Linked DNA regions of Mus musculus: region 1 is linked to region 2. Evidence: chromatin loops called from intact Hi-C (ENCODE). Cell type or tissue: heart. All regions are shown on one strand.

Evidence for each region. Hi-C counts contacts between places; a loop is a spot of excess contacts. Peaks named below come from ENCODE experiments on the same cell type or tissue, not always from the same donor. Only the 100,000 strongest peaks of a DNase experiment are listed, where the experiment ranks them.
Region 1: a loop joins it to region 2, with 2.0 times the contacts of the local background. A loop is called at or near these places in 3 of 42 quality-filtered maps.

Annotation. Positions count from the first base shown.
Region 1 is chr8:120,273,187-120,281,186 of GRCm38, reverse strand. It overlaps a transcript of Gse1 not described here. Among named protein-coding and RNA genes, the nearest start is that of A330074K22Rik, 49 kb to the right of the region's middle. In heart, a CTCF peak has its summit at 3,882; DNase peaks (open chromatin) are centred at 2,987, 3,420, 4,596, 5,666 and 2 weaker places; H3K4me3 peaks cover 1,994 bases; H3K27ac peaks cover 6,480 bases.
Region 2 is chr8:120,359,858-120,367,857 of GRCm38, reverse strand. It overlaps a transcript of Gse1 not described here. Among named protein-coding and RNA genes, the nearest start is that of Gm39264, 19 kb to the right of the region's middle. In heart, CTCF peaks have their summits at 3,269 (motif pointing left) and 4,204 (motif pointing right); DNase peaks (open chromatin) are centred at 77, 3,457, 3,927, 6,367 and 1 weaker place; H3K27ac peaks cover 6,355 bases.

The DNA.
Region 1 (8,000 bases), 87 kb after region 2:
CAGTGTAGGAGCCCAGGTAGGAAGAGACAGCCACTTCAGAGGAGACTGCCTTTTGTGACCATCCTTTGCAAAATTAGGAACTGGCCGCAAGACCCACGTAGAGACAGAGCTGTGACCCCATGGCTCAGGTTACCACAATGTAACCCTGCAAGTGCCTGCCCCTTGTCTGCAGGCTGGACAGTGTGGCCCTCCTCCCCTGCTTCCTGCAGCAGATGTGGCCAAACCAGGACCACACTGCCCAGAGACCCCGATCTGTCCAGCACCTGCTTCCCCCACCCCCCAGCTCCAGCTGATGATGGACAGGCCTAGCCAGGATAAAGCCAGCCCCTGCCCGCCAGCCACCCTTGCTTCTGGAGCTAGCGAGCGATCAAGACAGTCCTCAGCAGTACAATGTTTTCTCTCAGACCAAAGACTCCTGGGAGGTTGGGTGCTGAGGCTCTGGGTTTTACGAAGCCCCACAGTATAAATAACCACCCAGTGGAGCTCACCGTCCTAGGATGATGGGAGCCACTCTCTGAGTTGCTCCCACCTGCTGTGTGCCTCACACCTGTGTGTGTGCCCCATGCCTGCAGAGACGTGCATCAGCCACGTGTCAGCCACGTTTCCCATCCCAGCTCTGCTTGCTGCACTGGGGCCAATGGGAGCACCTTGGGTGCCACGTGACCATAAGCAAGGCTCTCCACGGGGTCACACAGGAACACTGCATCTGTGAGGTCCCTGCTGCCCTTCCATGACCTCCCTCACGGGTAGGTAGTCTCTGAAGCCTAAAAGGGGGAACGAGAGCCCATGTTCTGGATCCCAGCCCTGCCCACACCGTGACTCCAGCCCAGCAGCACCTCTGGACGCTCCCTGAAGTGAAAGACAGCCACGTGTATTTGCCAGTAGGCTCTCAGGGTGAGGGTGCCCGTCAGCGCAGCAACAGGAGGTGTATGCACCTGAGGTCACTCCCACCCAGCCATCAGAATCCTAGAGTAAGGAGCAGCCAGAATGGAGACACTACTGCTGGCCCACTGTACCCAGAGATGACACATTCCACCGACTGGTCATACTCAATGACATTTCTGTCCTCGCACAGGTTCGGTCTCTATAAAGCATCTTAGCATCTTTACATTGGTCTCTTCCCTAGGACACATGACTTTTTTTTTTCTTCTTCTTCTTCTTCGAGACAGGATTTCTCTGTATAGCCCTGGCTGTCCTGGACCAGGCTGGCCTCGAACTCAGAAATCCGCCTGCTTCTGCCTCCCAAGTGCTGGGATTAAAGGCATGCGCCACCACACCCGGCTAGGACACATGACTTTTTTTTTTTTTTTTTGGTTTTTCAAGACAGGGTTTCTCTGCATAGCCCTGGCTGTCCTGGAACTCACTTTGTAGACCAGGCTGGCCTCGAACTCAGAAATCCACCTGCCTCTGCCTCCCGAGTGCTGGGATTAAAGGCGTGCGCCACCACGCCCGGCTTGACACATGACTTTTAAACTAAGTTGACATATGTATGTAAGGACCATCTGACCCCAGAGATACTCAACGCAGCACAGTAGGAACAATGACATCATCATCTGGCAGCCAGCCAGGTTCCACACTCCAGCCCTGGACACTGCACTGCTTGGCCACATGACACCTGTTGTCACCTCCATCCACAGGTGTCAGGAAGGCTCCAGAATGTGTGTCATTACCCAGTCTAGCTCACGTTAGAGCCTCAGGCCAACTCACTCTGAGATGCAAGCCCTGTGAAACCTGGAACTTTCTTGGCCCCAGTGTGTGAGGCTGAGGCTGAGGCATAGGCAGAGCTGGGGAAGGCTTACATGGCAGGCCCCTAGTTTATATACACAGAGTTCCGAGCAGTGTGGCTGGGTCTCCGGTACAGCCAGTGAGTACAGAGAAGACATAACTTTCCTCAGGCTGGACAAGAAAGTGCAGGCACAGGCCAGGCCTGTCACACCAGCGATGTGACAGTTCATGCGAACCATACAGACAGGGATATGTTGCCTGCTCCAGGAACTCCTAGAGGAATTCTCTGTCTTCCATGCATTGTGGGGCTCCCAGAGTGGGTTCCCAAGAGGCAGCGTGTGGCGTGTTCTCCACATACACATACAGCCACCACAGCCACCACAGCCACCAAAGGCTTGGAGAAGTCAGCTGCAGGGGCAAAGAAATAGTTGTATCATTTAAGTATTTACTACGCCAACATGAGGACCCAAGTTCAATCTCTAGACTCCAGTAAGTGGCCGGGAGCAGTAGCTTATGCTTGTAATTTCATCGCTGAGGAGGAAGAGACAAACGGATCCCTGGGGCTTGCTGGCCAGCCAGCCTAGTCTCATCTGTGGACCCCAGCTCCTAGTGAGGTGCTGCCTCATAAAAACATGGTGGATGGTGCCTGAAGACCAGCACTCAAATATGACCACCTCTGGCCTCTATGTGCACACGCGCACACATGCACATATACAGAGAGAGAGAGAGAGAGAGAGAGAGAGAGAGAGAGAGAGAGCGCCAGCTGGTAATCAGCACCCTTGGAGGATCAGAGAAGATGACCACGAGAGGTATCGGCCTGAAGAAGAGAGGAGGGGAAGGGACTAGTGGTCACCAGTGGGGCAGATGACGTCAGCTGGGAGCCCATGTTTGCCCTGCTTCAGGTCCAGCCTGACCCATACTTGGCTACCAGGGACAATAGACCATCGCTGAGGCCTCCCTGCCCCAAGCCAGCCACATCCCTATGGCTCCTCCATAGGACAAAGGAAAATAGGTACAGCTGGGGACAGAATGGGGCAGAAGGTCCAGGACAGGGGTATACGGGCTCTCCTTACTCTGCTATGTCCCCTCATGGAGCATGACTAAGGCTGATACTCCCCCAACCCCCAAATTCGGAGACATCGGCGTGTGGACGGCGTGTGGAGGGTGGGTGTCTGCTGAACAGCAACCCCTGCTTGGATGCCTGCCTGGGTGGGAGGCGGAACATTCTGGAAGAAAAACAAACAACGGTTGGGGGTGGGAGGAAGCAGGCAGCAGATGCTGGCGGGAGGCCTTGAGAGGGAGGGCACAGCAAGCTAGTGTCCCCTGGCCCCCGACCTGGCAAGGAACGCTCCGGGGCTTAATTCTACCACCTATCCCATCTTTCCTCGGCCAGATGGTCACAACCAGTTCTCTAAGGTCCGCCCAGGAAAAGAACTCTGGCCCTTAGACTATGTAGTGGATCTACCCATGCCTTTGAGTAACTAGCAGGAGCTCCTACCCACAAGGCACTTGGGTTGGAGAAGTGGACAGACCACTGACCCCCATTCTTGATTTCCTCAATTGTGATGGCTCCCCGGTACTTCAAACATAACACTCCTGCCCTTACAGGCGAGCATTTGAACAACTTAGTGTTCTTTCCCAACTCCCTTCCTAGGAGTCCAGCCTCATCCACCCTCCAGCCTCAGAGGCAGCCCTACAGTGTGCAGCGGGCCGCACCAGCTTCGCTATTCCTCGACTTGGAACCAGGTCTTCTGCCCCCTCTTCCCAGGGCCTAGTGACTGCTCTTTCAAGCTGTCTCCAGAAAAGTCTGTCAGGAGGAGGGAAGAGACACTTCAGGATCCCCAAGGAGTAGGGGACTCTCAGTATTCCAGATCTCAGTACTGCATAGTTAAAGTTACAGGGTAGTCGCTCCCTTGGGGTCTCAAGGCTCAAAGAGCCTGAACTCTCCTCAGCAAATCTTCTCCCGAACCTTCAAGTATTCCGCTGTCCCACCCCAAAGTTTTGGCTTCCACAAGTGGTTCTGGTGACTAAGCGCTGTGGGGCTCCCTGACCCAGGTCTGGGTACTCGTGGGATCTCTGATCTGAAACACTGTAGCTGTCTTGCTCGCTCGTCTTGCCTGGCCCAAAGCCCTGGCCTCCACACGTGGCTGTGAGCGCCCCCTGTGCAGCTTGTAAGCTGCACTCGGTTCTCACCCAACCAGTGACGCTTCAAGACCCTGGGAGGTAAGATCACAGAACCAGGTCACACAGCTAGGAAGGGACAGGGTCTGGGCTCAGTGAGCTCACAGGGCCAAGTCATAAAGCTAGGAAGGAACAGGGTCTGGTCCAGGAACACAGATGGTGGCCTCCAGAGTCCCAGGAGCAGTTGGTGGGTGTGGGTCACGCTTCTTCCTTTCTTCATCATTGCTCCGCCCTGGGCCAGAACATGTCCTCAAAGAGCCACGCATAGGATATGCGGGTGACAACAAGCCACGGATCAGGCACTGTCTCCCTCTCAAGCCTCAGTTTCCCCACTATCTGCTACGGGGTTCGCGGGGGTGGGGGAGTCTCGCAACATCCAGGGAGAGTAGCCCTCTTACAGGCCCAGCCCCTGGCAGGCCCCAGGCCAGGAGGAGCCGGGAGGGGCCGGGAAATCCGGGGGCCGCGGCCCGGGCCGGCGCCGGAGGGGGCGCCGGCGGCCCCAGATGCTGCCAGCATTCCTGGAAGGTAGCGCCAGGCCAGCGCCGCCAGATGTGCCTCACAAGCAGCTGCCCCGCGCTAATAAGGTCAGCGCCTGGCTCCAGCAAGCCGCGCACCGGCGGCGCCTCAACGCCTGGCACCGCGCTGGGGAAGAGGCGTGGTCGGGGCGTGGTCTGGGAGAGGGCCAGGGGGCTGCCCACGCCCAGAACCGCACCCCACGGCCTTGGCCTTGGCTGCTGTGGGACCACGCCCCTCCTCTCTCAAGACCACGCCCTTTGCAATCTGGAGGGCGGGGTGGGCCGATGAAGACTGTTTTATTGGATGTTTCCTGGCCTGGGGAGGTGGGGGTGTCCCTGTTCTTCCAGCAGAGCCAGCTGCGAGCAGAGGCCCCATCCTGTCCCCACCTCTCCTTGCACGCCCCCTTCCAGAGGTATGCGGTTACCTCTTGGGGACCTGGGGTGCATGGGGCCAGCTGGGTCCATGTCCGAGGTCTGTCTAGGTCCCCCGCAAGGCACACGGGCAACCCCCCACTTCCCCTAGATAAAGGCTGCAGCCGCCTTTGTTTCTCTGGTGTAACCGAGCCAGATGCCTCTAATCCCCCAGCTGGACCAGATTTGCAGTGGCTCTGGGGCCTCCCCGGTCCAGACGCCAGGCTCCAGGCCTCCGAGGCAGCTGCGAAGGGGGGCGGGGCTGGCATCTTCAGCCTCTCCCATCCCCTCTCAGGGTCAAGGGCAAGCGGAGCCAACAGCTTAGGGGTCATGCTTCATTGCTGGCCCGGCCCCAGGATTCTGTAAAGGAGGAACATTCAGGGCGCTAGGCCCAGGCCTCAGTTTCCCCGGTCGCTATCATGCAGTTTCCAGTCCTTCCTGTACAAGCTACAGAACAGTTCCGATAGTGACGGCACAGACACCCACATTTCTAAACTTCCCAGGAAGCTGAGAGCCCCCACCCCACGGCTGCTGGTGCCTGGGCATGGGAGGGGCTCAGAGAGGTCCCTACACTGGTAAGAAAGGATCATTCTGGGGAGAGACCAGAGAGGTTTGGTGACTTGCCTAAGACCACAAAGCAAACAAGAGCAGGGAGTAAGAACACCTGAGGGCAAACACAGGCGGAAAGACAGCCGGTGAGCACCCTCCTGAACACAAGGGGTTCTTGCAAGTGCAGCTGGAAGCCACCACCATCAGGCCCCCTCCACCAAGGTGAAAGGCGGATGCTCTGGCCCTGGTCTGGCTACTATTCTATTAGTCAAGGGGTGAAGGGATCTAGACGCAGTGTTTATCAGTCCCTAGGATGGGGCTGGCTATGGACAGTTATGTTGGAGAGGTCACCTTCCAGGCCACACCTGTGGTCCCAGCCATGCGTGGAGGGGAGAGGAGGGGAGGGGAGGAGAAGCCTGGAGTGTCCCGGGTCTCCCCAGCCCTTCACCTGGCCTCCTCTGCCAGGAGCCAGGCAGACGCCAAGTACAGAACCTGCCAGGAGTGTCTGATGCAGGTGGGCCTCTTTCCAAGGCCATTCATTATCCCAAGTCCCTGTCAGTCTGTCTGCTCCCACCACTTCTATCCCAGACCACAAGAGTCATTGCCACCACCACATGGACACCTCCCACATGCACTCCCCACAGACACACACCCCTACAACCACACCCTCCACAGACATATTCCCCTACAACCACACCCCCCACATGCACACACCCCTACAACACCCCACAGAGGCACACACATTCCTGCAACCACATCCCACACACACGCACCCCCCACAACCACACCTCACACACATGCACAAACCCCACAATATATTCCACATAAGAACCCCTCCACAGAAACATACAGCCACAGGCACATGCACAAATATGCATCTGACATGTGTGCACACATGACATAAGGCACGTGTACCCCACACATGCAGATGCCTACAGACACACACCCGCACAGGCACACACATGCACACTTACCCACAGAAACACATCTCCACACACAGGCACCCCAACACACACACACTCCCTACTCATACCCCTACACACAGACAAACACCCCCACAAATGAACTAATATATACCCCCACACAAGCATGAATATATATATATACCCACATGTAAGCATGAATACATATTTCCCCCACAAGCATGGATATACACCACACACAGGCATAACCTCCTATATACATGCACACCCCTCTCACACATGACCCCCTACCAGAGCACGCCACCACTAGGCAGGAATCCATGCCTCACACACATACGCAGACCCCTCCCCCCCATACTTAGGAACACATACATGCTGCTTGGCCTACAGGCTTGCCATGCACACACGGTACCACTCAGCACACCCAGGAGCTAGCCTTCTGTGAGAGGATTTGTCTGACCATTTCCAGAACCTTCATCTGAGGTGTGCCTGGCAATGGGGCACCATCTCTTGATGTGCCCGTAAGTCTGTCAGCTCCAGGCCTGCCCAATCCCCAGTCTCTATGGGAAGCTCTGGCTGTGTGAAGAGACTCAGTAAAAATGGGAGATTAAATGAATAACAGCCCACAGGAGTGGCGGGCGCCTTGCCTTGATCCTGCAAGGCTAGGCCCACCAGGGACCCCAACAAAAGGTCACATCCCTAACCCTGCCTGCCACATTCTCACCCAGGCCACACAGGTAGAAGCTCAGACATACCTGCCCTGTGGATCCTCCCAGACCCAACCACTTGACCCCAAGGACATGCTGAACTAGTCTCTCTTTACTCATTCATTCATTCCCCTCATTCATTCATTCACTTAGCCAAAAGAATCCCAACACAGCCCAGATCCTGAAGGGGAGTCATGTGTGGTATGGGACCTTCTGCAGCTGGTTGCCCCCACAGAAAGTGATCTGCCCAAGGACTGGAACTAGCAGCCTAGCAGTGGACCTCCTACGGTGTGGCCTTTGCAAGGTCAGGGGTACCCTGTGGGCGGACCTCACTCCCCCGAACCTCAGAAGGAGAATGCCAACAGGTGGGCAATGGCTCTCTCCAGCCCTCAAGCCATGTAGCAAAGGAGCAGCCTACAGGACAAGGCCCAAGGAGTACCTGTCAGCCTGTCAGCTATGGAGTCTCCCTCCGTCAGAGGGGACCAGTCTTCCTGGCTGGTCTGTATCTGTGTTCCACATGGTTGACTGAGCGCCAAGGACACTGGTGGCAAAGACAGAACGTTTGGCCACGGAAGGCTTCTTTGGTGTTCTTTGGGGCTCAGAAGCAGCTCCCATGTACAGAAGATGCCCCCAGCCTTGTGAAGCTGCCACCTAGGGGGCATCCTAAGGCCAAACCTGCCCTGCCCCACTGCCAGAAGCAACTGATGAATGTCTTTATTATGTCCACCACCTCAAAGCCACCACAGGTCAGTCCAGACCAGGGCAGGGGGTGCTCAGCACCAGGTGTGCCCCGAGGGGTGGCTTTCCACTGGTCTTGCCAGCTTTCCATGTCAACCATATTAAGATTCCCCATTTGCTGGTGGGGAATGGCATGTATGACACAAAGGGTCCTAACGGGTTTGTTCTAACTTGAGGAGGGGGCACAGATGATGTGAGGTGAGGACTTGAAGGGGTTAAACAAAGTTTGAACTGAGGCAGGCTGCACAGCT
Region 2 (8,000 bases):
GCCAAACACCGGCACACTCAAGCCTGGTCCTGCGTGGCCCATTCATGCCCATGTGACCCGGGTGAGGCTGGTGTTTACTCCAGCTGCCTGTCTTGACGCTTTGTAAAGAGCCAGGCTTCCTTCCCCTGGCTGGCTGTCTCTACCAGGTGAGGCTCAGGGGTGTCCTTCTTCCAAAGACAGTGCTGTCCCTGTGTTTCCTCTCACTCTTGAAAGGTGAGACAGAATCAGGGGAGCAGGGAAGGAGTTTATTAGGAGGTGGCCCTGAGACACAAGAGCCACTGGGTAAGAACAACAAAAGGACAACTTAGGAAGCTGGCAGCTAACAGACCTAAATCTGTCAGATGTCTCATTAGCCCCATCTACCCAGAACCAGCAGGGGGACTGCCAACTCTGTTAGGATGGAAAGAGGCCCAGAGAGGTCAAGAGGCCAGCCCAAGTCACACAGCTTTAAGTGGTAAACCCAGGCTGTACACCTAGGCTGGCAATAAGGAGTAGAGCTTTTCACCATGAGGCTCTGGGGGACAACGAGACCTTCATGGTCTTCTGGGCCCCACAAGGGAAGGCAAGGTGCCACTGCTATTGAGGTGACAATCTCATCAGAATCTCCTCTGTCCTCAATCCCCTGCCAAAGCCACCATCTCCATCAGACTCCCTGTGGCTTAGCAGAGTGGCCACCCAGCTAGCAGGACACACAGGTGAGGCGCTCACAGACCCACCATGCTGGCAAGCATCAGCATCTATTCACAGTTCTCACCTATAGCTTCTTCTGCCCACAGCACCTGGGTGCCTGGCGGCACGCCCAGCTCACACCAAGGAAGTTGGGCAAGTGCCCTTTGCCCCCGAGGCTTAAGGAAACATAGAATTCAGGGGTGCAGGAGGAGTCTGTGCACGGCAACCACTGAAAGGGCTAAACGGAGCTGGAGAGAGGCCACCCCTTGCCTATGAGAGGCCAGAGCTCAGCACCTTCCTTCTGTCTGAGGCAATCTAGGACCACACAAGCAATGGCCACCTAGAACCTGGGGACAGGCCCAGGAGCCAGCTAGGTTAGCCCAGGCAGGAGACCAGGTTAGCCCAGGCAGGAGGCCAGGGCAAAGGACAAAGCAGGCAGAGGGCAGTTGCACAAAGGAACAGCCAGTATCACAAGCTTTGCCCAGGTTCCAGTGCCCACATGTATGTCCTATAAGAACATAGAACTTTCCCCTGGAGTCCCCAAACATTGCTACTGGTGTCTCTGCCATTGCTGCCACCCCGCCCCAGTGAGACCCAATCCTCCTGACTACTCTCAGGGACTAGTCCCTTACTACCTCAGACAGCCCTGTAAGACATCGTGTGTCCCCTTCATTATCTGTAAACTGTACGTCTTACCAGGGAAAAGAAGGTCACACCTAGGACTGGCCCCTAGCCTGGGTTCCATGCAGCCTTCACTGATGATGCTGCCTGTGCTAAAGGAAATGTCAGATGTCACTTGTATCTGACATGGGACTGGGAGGACTAGAACCTCAGAGTCACCTGCATGGGACACCTGGGCCCTGAGCATGCCTCTGACCCTCTGGGGGCTCTGTAGCCCAGGCCCACACGGCTCCACTCTTGACCGCCGCTCCCATCCCTGCCTTTTACTTCTTGCTTCCTGACCAGAGGGTGGCCTGGAAATGGGTCAGCACTGGCTCTTCACCTAGGCTGTCCCAGGCTAGGTATGCTCTGGGAATGTAGGACTCAGTGGCCTCAGAGCTGGGAGCACACAGATGAGCCCGAGGGCAGGCTTGGTGCCGGGGTCAGCTCCGGGTCAGCCTCTGTTCCACAGTGCACAGGGTGTGGAGGCTCGTGCCTTGGGACAAGCTGTAGGAGGGGTTGGCTCAATATCCCACCACACCGTTCAGTCAGCTAGGCTGGATCTGGGACCCCAAAGTACTGCCTCTTGGGCCAACACTTATACCCCAAATGCATCTCAGTGTCCTTGAGCTAAGACACTGCCACCCTGAGTCAGGGCTCAGCCCTCTGTCACCCCCACATCCGTCTACAAGCCTTGATGTCTGGGCACCAGTCCCAAGACCCACACTCCTTCCTCTAAGCTGGTGCAGGCTTTCCCTGGGGCTCACTCTGGGCCCACTCACTCGTGGGCTCCTCTGGTCAATGAGAAGTGACTGGCCCAGCCTGGTCTGGCTGCCTGTGGGGACAATAGTGGACTCACTTATGGGAGGGGCGGAAGGACCCACCGGTGAGAGGCTCCCTTCTCTCTGCCTCTCCATCCACCTCTCTCAACCCTACTAAGCTCCTTTATGAGCTAGGTCCACACTCGGAGCTGCGTACAAGCTTCAGCCCAGCAAGGCAAGGCAGGCTTCCTCCTGCTCCCCAGCGTCCTGCCTGGCACTGCCACTATGGCTTCTGTGGGGACCAGGCCCTCGGAGGTGACAGCTATTTCCCTATAGTCCTGATTTCTCTGCCTCGTGTTCTCCTGGCAGGCTCAGCTGACCAAGACATTTTGTGCACAGAGGAGGAAGGCTATGCCCTAAGACACAGAGGGGTCACCCTGACAGCCCTCATTCCTGTAGGAATTTGGCACCACAAGGGGGGTCAACACAAAGGTCAAAGGTCAAAGAGACACAGTCAAGGCTGGGGTGCTGGGAAAGGATGTGCGTATGCGTGGGACACAGGGAGGAGGAGGAGGAGGCTCAGACGAGAAAGGAGAAGAGGCTCCACAAGAGGAGGCTCCACGGCACAGAAGGCCAGGCAAGTGGTGGGCTCTCAGAGGCTGAGGTGGGCTGTGGGTTTCAGAGCCTAGTCAGTGCTCTTTGCTTGGGGGTGGGGGTTGTAGATGCAAGGGACACAGGCCACTGGGAGGGAGGAGGGACAGGAGGCTCCAGCATTTCTGAGTCAAGGGTCTCGGGTCTCTCCCCAGAGAACTTCTTCTCTGCCCTATTCAGCTGGTAGGGTCTCCATTCTGAATTCCCTTCTCTCTAAAGTCCCCAGTCACATGGTGCTTCCCCTGTGGCTTGCTCTTCTTGGTGTCCATCTTGATGCATTTGGGGGAAAGAGAGCACTCCAGGTGCCCTCAGCTTTGGCAGTGTTTGGGGGTTCCAGGGGAAAGTTCTAGGCAGATCTATGTTCTGGATGCATTTGGAGGTGGGGACCAGGGTGATCTGCCTGCTGTCTCCAAGGTACCCAGGGGAGGGGAAGGGGCAGAACCTGGTTCCTGGGGCTAACCCCACCCACTCCAGGCTTCTGTTTCTGGCTCTGCTGGGTTGCGCCCCCTTCTGGGCCAGTGACAAACTACATCCACAGCTTCTGTCCGGGAGGGGCAGGAAACCATCCTGACCCCTGACCTGCTCAGCAAAGAGAGGGGAATTTGGGGGTCCAAATGCAGGCTGTCCTTACTCAGCAGCTTACAAGGCTGGCCCACCACACCCCTGAGTTCTGGAGTGACCCCACTGTCCTGCAACTGCCTGAATAGAGACACACTTCCTGTCCACTCCGCCCCTTTCACTGACACTAGGGACCCCGTACCAAAGACATAGTCAGCCCAGTCAGGCTGACTGGAACGGACCGCCAACCAGCAGGCTCTATGAGACACCACCTCCTCCTGCAGCTGTGAACAAAGAGCCACCTCACAGGGCAAAGTGGACCTCTTGTGGCTGTAGCTGGGACATTAAACCCTAGGCAGAAGGAGAGGTTAGATAAGCCAGTTGGGTGTGTTGGGGTCTCAGGGTTATTCCAGCTGGGGAGGGGTACAATGGGAGAGAAAGGAGAAACACGAGGAAGGGGCCACAGGCCAAGGACAGCTGAGGCTTTCAGAAGCTGGGGCAAGCGCGAGGCAGATCTTACACACTAAGGAGGAAGCAGCCTGTGAGGCCTTAGCCTGGAACCCAGCCGAGAGCTCTGACCTCTAACCTAAAAGGAAGAGGCACGTTTGGAGCCACTAAGTTCCAGGTGACATGTGACAGCAACCACAGGAAACCGGTGTGACGGGAAGAAGGCCGTTCCCAGACTCACACAAGTGTTTGCTCCCAGGAACATCCTCCAGGGCACAAGCTCAGCTGTGACCTTGAGTGCCCTTGGCCGAGCCATGACCAAGGCTGGGTCCTCTGTTTCCTAAAGGCATTGCTTCTTCTGGTTTTGTTTTGCTTGTAAGATTTGTTTGTTTTTATTTCTTAGGCGAGAGTGTTTTGCCTGTGTGGAAGTGCACCACCTTTGTGCAGTCCCTCTGAAAGCCAGGAGAGGGCGCCAGGTTCCCTGGGCTGGAGTGACTTGAGGCTGGACACTATCTAAATGTGGGTGCTGGGATTTGAACCCTGGCCCTTTGCAAGAAGAGCAGCCAGTGCCCTTCAACACTTGGCCATCTCTGCAGCTCTTCTTATAGCTCCCTCACCAGGTGTTTGAAATAAATTCACTCAACCCTCAGAGCTCCTGTACAAAACATGTGCTGACTGGACCATGCCCTGAGGAGAGAAGGAAGGCTCTAGAGTTGGATAAGAAGCCACTTGGATGCACATACCTGGGCTCTAATTTCCTCCATCCACTGCCGCACAGACCCCAGCTCCCATTCACCCAGTGAAAGCTTGCGAGTCCCCCACACCCCACCCCGCCCGCCTAGGCCAGCCAGCATCACACAGACACACACAGACACACACACACACACACACACACACACACACACGGAGGTAAGAGACCCACAAATTGGAAGGAACAACATTTCCAGATGGGAATGAAGCTGAAGAGAGAGGCTACAACCCCGTGAGCAACTACTAAAAGCTGAACGGAATAAGCCCCCGAGGACACAGGGAAAGTGTCACACATATGTGGCCTTCAGGAGGGTGGGCCAGGCTAGTTATAACATTGTCTCCCTAGGGCCCCATGACTCTTCACCCACAGGGCCCACAAAAGTCACTTCAGTGGCTCCGAGCATAGTCTTTGTGTGTGTTTACGTGCTTGTGTGGAGACTCAGGGAGGGGCAGGTACACACGTCTGTGTAGGTCAGACTCTGATGTCAGATGTCTTCAGTCGTTATCCTGTTTTTGAAGACAGGGACTCACTCACTGAGCTAGGCTGGGTGGCCCGCAAGCCTCAGGGGGTCATATCCTTTCTCCCCTTCTCCAATTCAGGGGTCACATGTGTGAGCCAACACACTCAGCTTCTTCATGAGCCCGCTCCAACCCAAGCCCTGAGCCCACTCCACTCCAACCCAAGCCCTGAGCCCACTCCAACCCAACCCCCTTAATCTATCTTTGTCATTGAAAATGTCTATCTCCAACCTCCTGGGGTAGAAGTTCCAGTTGGCGGTGGCACTTCTGGGTCACAGCACAGCAGGCACAGAAATCTCCCCTGATCACAAGCCATCAGGAAGACACTAGGTCTGAGCCAACCCTTGGGTTACCATTCCCCACTGCCCCACACTGAATACCCTTTCCTCTTTGTTTTATGAAAATTGAAACTGGTGGCAGGCCACACGGCCACACACCAGCCAAGGAAGTGTAGAAAAGACAGTACATCCCAGTGGGTGGGAGCCATCATACACGGAAGACAGATCTGCCAGGGATAAGGACATGGGCCTATGTCTCAGCACTAGGAGACTGCCGCAGCAGAGCCATGAGTTCAAGACCAGCTTGGACTTCGGCATGAGATACCCCACCCCCACCCCGCCCCTTACTGAAAACAACAAAACAATTTTTAAAGAGAGGAAGAGGGCACAGCAGGGAGCATCAGACATTGGTGCTAGGAACACTGACAAGATGGCAGCGTTTCCCAAAGTCCTCAGCCAGCACCAATGTGCTGATTGGAATGCAGGCCCAGCTGAGCATGGTGCTCCATGCCTGCTGTCTTAGCTCTCCAGAGACTAAGGCAGGAGGATGGAGAGTTCCAAGCTAACCTGGGCACCATGGGCAGACCCTCTGTCAGAATAAAATGTCCACTAAAACAGTAAGGGGAAAGGAGAAAGAGGGAGGGTCGGCTGGTCTCTGCCCGTGAGCCCCACTGTGCCCAGAGGGACTCCAGGCCTTCTCTCTCTGGGTAAAAGGCCTCTTTACTGCCTGTACCTTCAGAGGCCTCTAGACTTCCTGCCCTGACTTGCAAGCCATGTTTCCAGCATTATGAGATGTGCCCAAGAAGATAAAAATCACTGCGAGTGGGAGCCAGGCATTGGATCCCAGCTCCACTGGTAGCACCCAAGGGAGTGGAAGGTATAGTGAGGTGTATGGCAGGTGCCCGGGAGGTCCTACTGCAGAGGAGGGTACTGGGGGGGGGGGCGACGTGTAGGGAGCAGCATCCCTCTCTGCAACCCTGGAGCAGCTGTGGCTCCCCAACCATTGGCAGAACCTGTCTGTGCCTGGTGTCACCACGCTCAGCTCTCCACATGCCGCTATGGGCCGTCTGCCAGCTGAGTATCCTTCTCTGCCTTCCTGGTGACAGAGGCAGCCTCAGCCAGAGCCCATTATTCTGACAAAGAAGAGGAAAAGAGGCGGGATTGCTGGTGATAAGTAGAGCCCTCCTTCTGTGTGCTGGAGTCATGCTGTAGGTCAGACAAGGCCGCCTCTTGTCTTCTGGTCAGTGTGCTAGTTAAATTTTTGGTCAGCCTGATACAAGTTCCAGTTGTCTAGGAAGGGGAACTGAGATAGCTCCCTCCATCAGATGGCCCGTGGGCAAGTCTGTGGGGCATCTTCTTGATTGATGATTGATATGGAAGGGTCCAGCCCACTGTGGGCGGCACCACCCCTACGTAAGTGGTTCTGGATTCTCTAAGAAAGCCACGCGGAGCAAATCAGTAAACAGTGTCCCGCCACGGCCTCTCCTTCACATCCTGCCTTCAGGTTCCAGTCTTGGCTTCCTTCAATGGATTGTTACTGGATCTGTAAGCCCCCAGCCCCATCTCAAGGGTTTTATCACAGGGATAGAAAGCTTAACTAAGGCAGGTCAGGCAGCATCCTTGTGCCACAGATGAGGAAACCAAAGCATGAGACGACATCCGGCTTATACCAGAAGCTCAGTAGAGCCAGGTCTTAGTCCAACAAGCCCAGATCCACGCGTGTGAAAATGCTCATATCCTGGCTGCACAGCACGCAGCTTATTTAACACATGACAGGAAGAAAAGGGGGGATGGGGTGGGAAGGGCAGTTGGAAGGAGCATCCCTACTAGACACAGCCCCAGCACCCAGAAACCCTCTCCATGGCTGCAGCTCAGCCCAAGGAACCTGTTTCTCAGAACCTGTGATCTCAGGAGATGCCCCTGAACCCAGAGTCACTCCCACCCCTCAGGGACAAAAAAGATACAGGGCCAGTCTTGAGTTAGGAAGATGGCACAAAGAAGGCCTGGAACAGTGCTGTTCTCAGAGGGCTCTGGGAAGAAGGTGGGAGATAGGAAGACAGACAGACAGACAAATAAGCAGCAGAAGCAGGGAGAAGCTCTGAGGAACCTCAGACCCTGCCTGCACCTGGAAGGTATGGAGGGGGCCAGGCAAGGAGTGTCCCCCACAAGGGCCAATTAATGAGTGTCCCCACAAGGGCCAGGCAAGGAGTAAATTTCACAGGGTCCTAACAATGAATGTCCCCACATAGGCCTGACAAAGGTGTCCCCAAGGAAGCCAGGCGCTGGCTACAAAGTGCTGCAAGGCCAGATCCCATTCCCTGCTGCAGAGCAGCTCAGGGCCTGAGGACAGTGGGAGTCCTGGGGTAGCCTCAGAGCCAGGAAATGGGGCCTTAGTAGCCTAGGCAGGACATAGGCTCAAGGCTCCTTGTCACTGTGATCCAACACCTGACAAAGGCTGCTTATATGCAGGGAAGGGTTTCCTCGGGGGGGGGGGGGGGGGACTTGGTGGGAAGAGCAGCTGGCAGCAGGCAGGAGGAGTCACATAGCATCTGCAGTCAGGAAGCAGAGAGGAGAGTGGCCGCTTGGTGCAGAGACAGAGAGACAGAGCTTTGCCCAGTCTCTCTTCTCAAACACAGTCAACAACAGTGCTTTATCATAGCTGTGGTGGCAAGGGCCTTCCCGCTTCCCAGGTCCTTCCAAGGGAGCA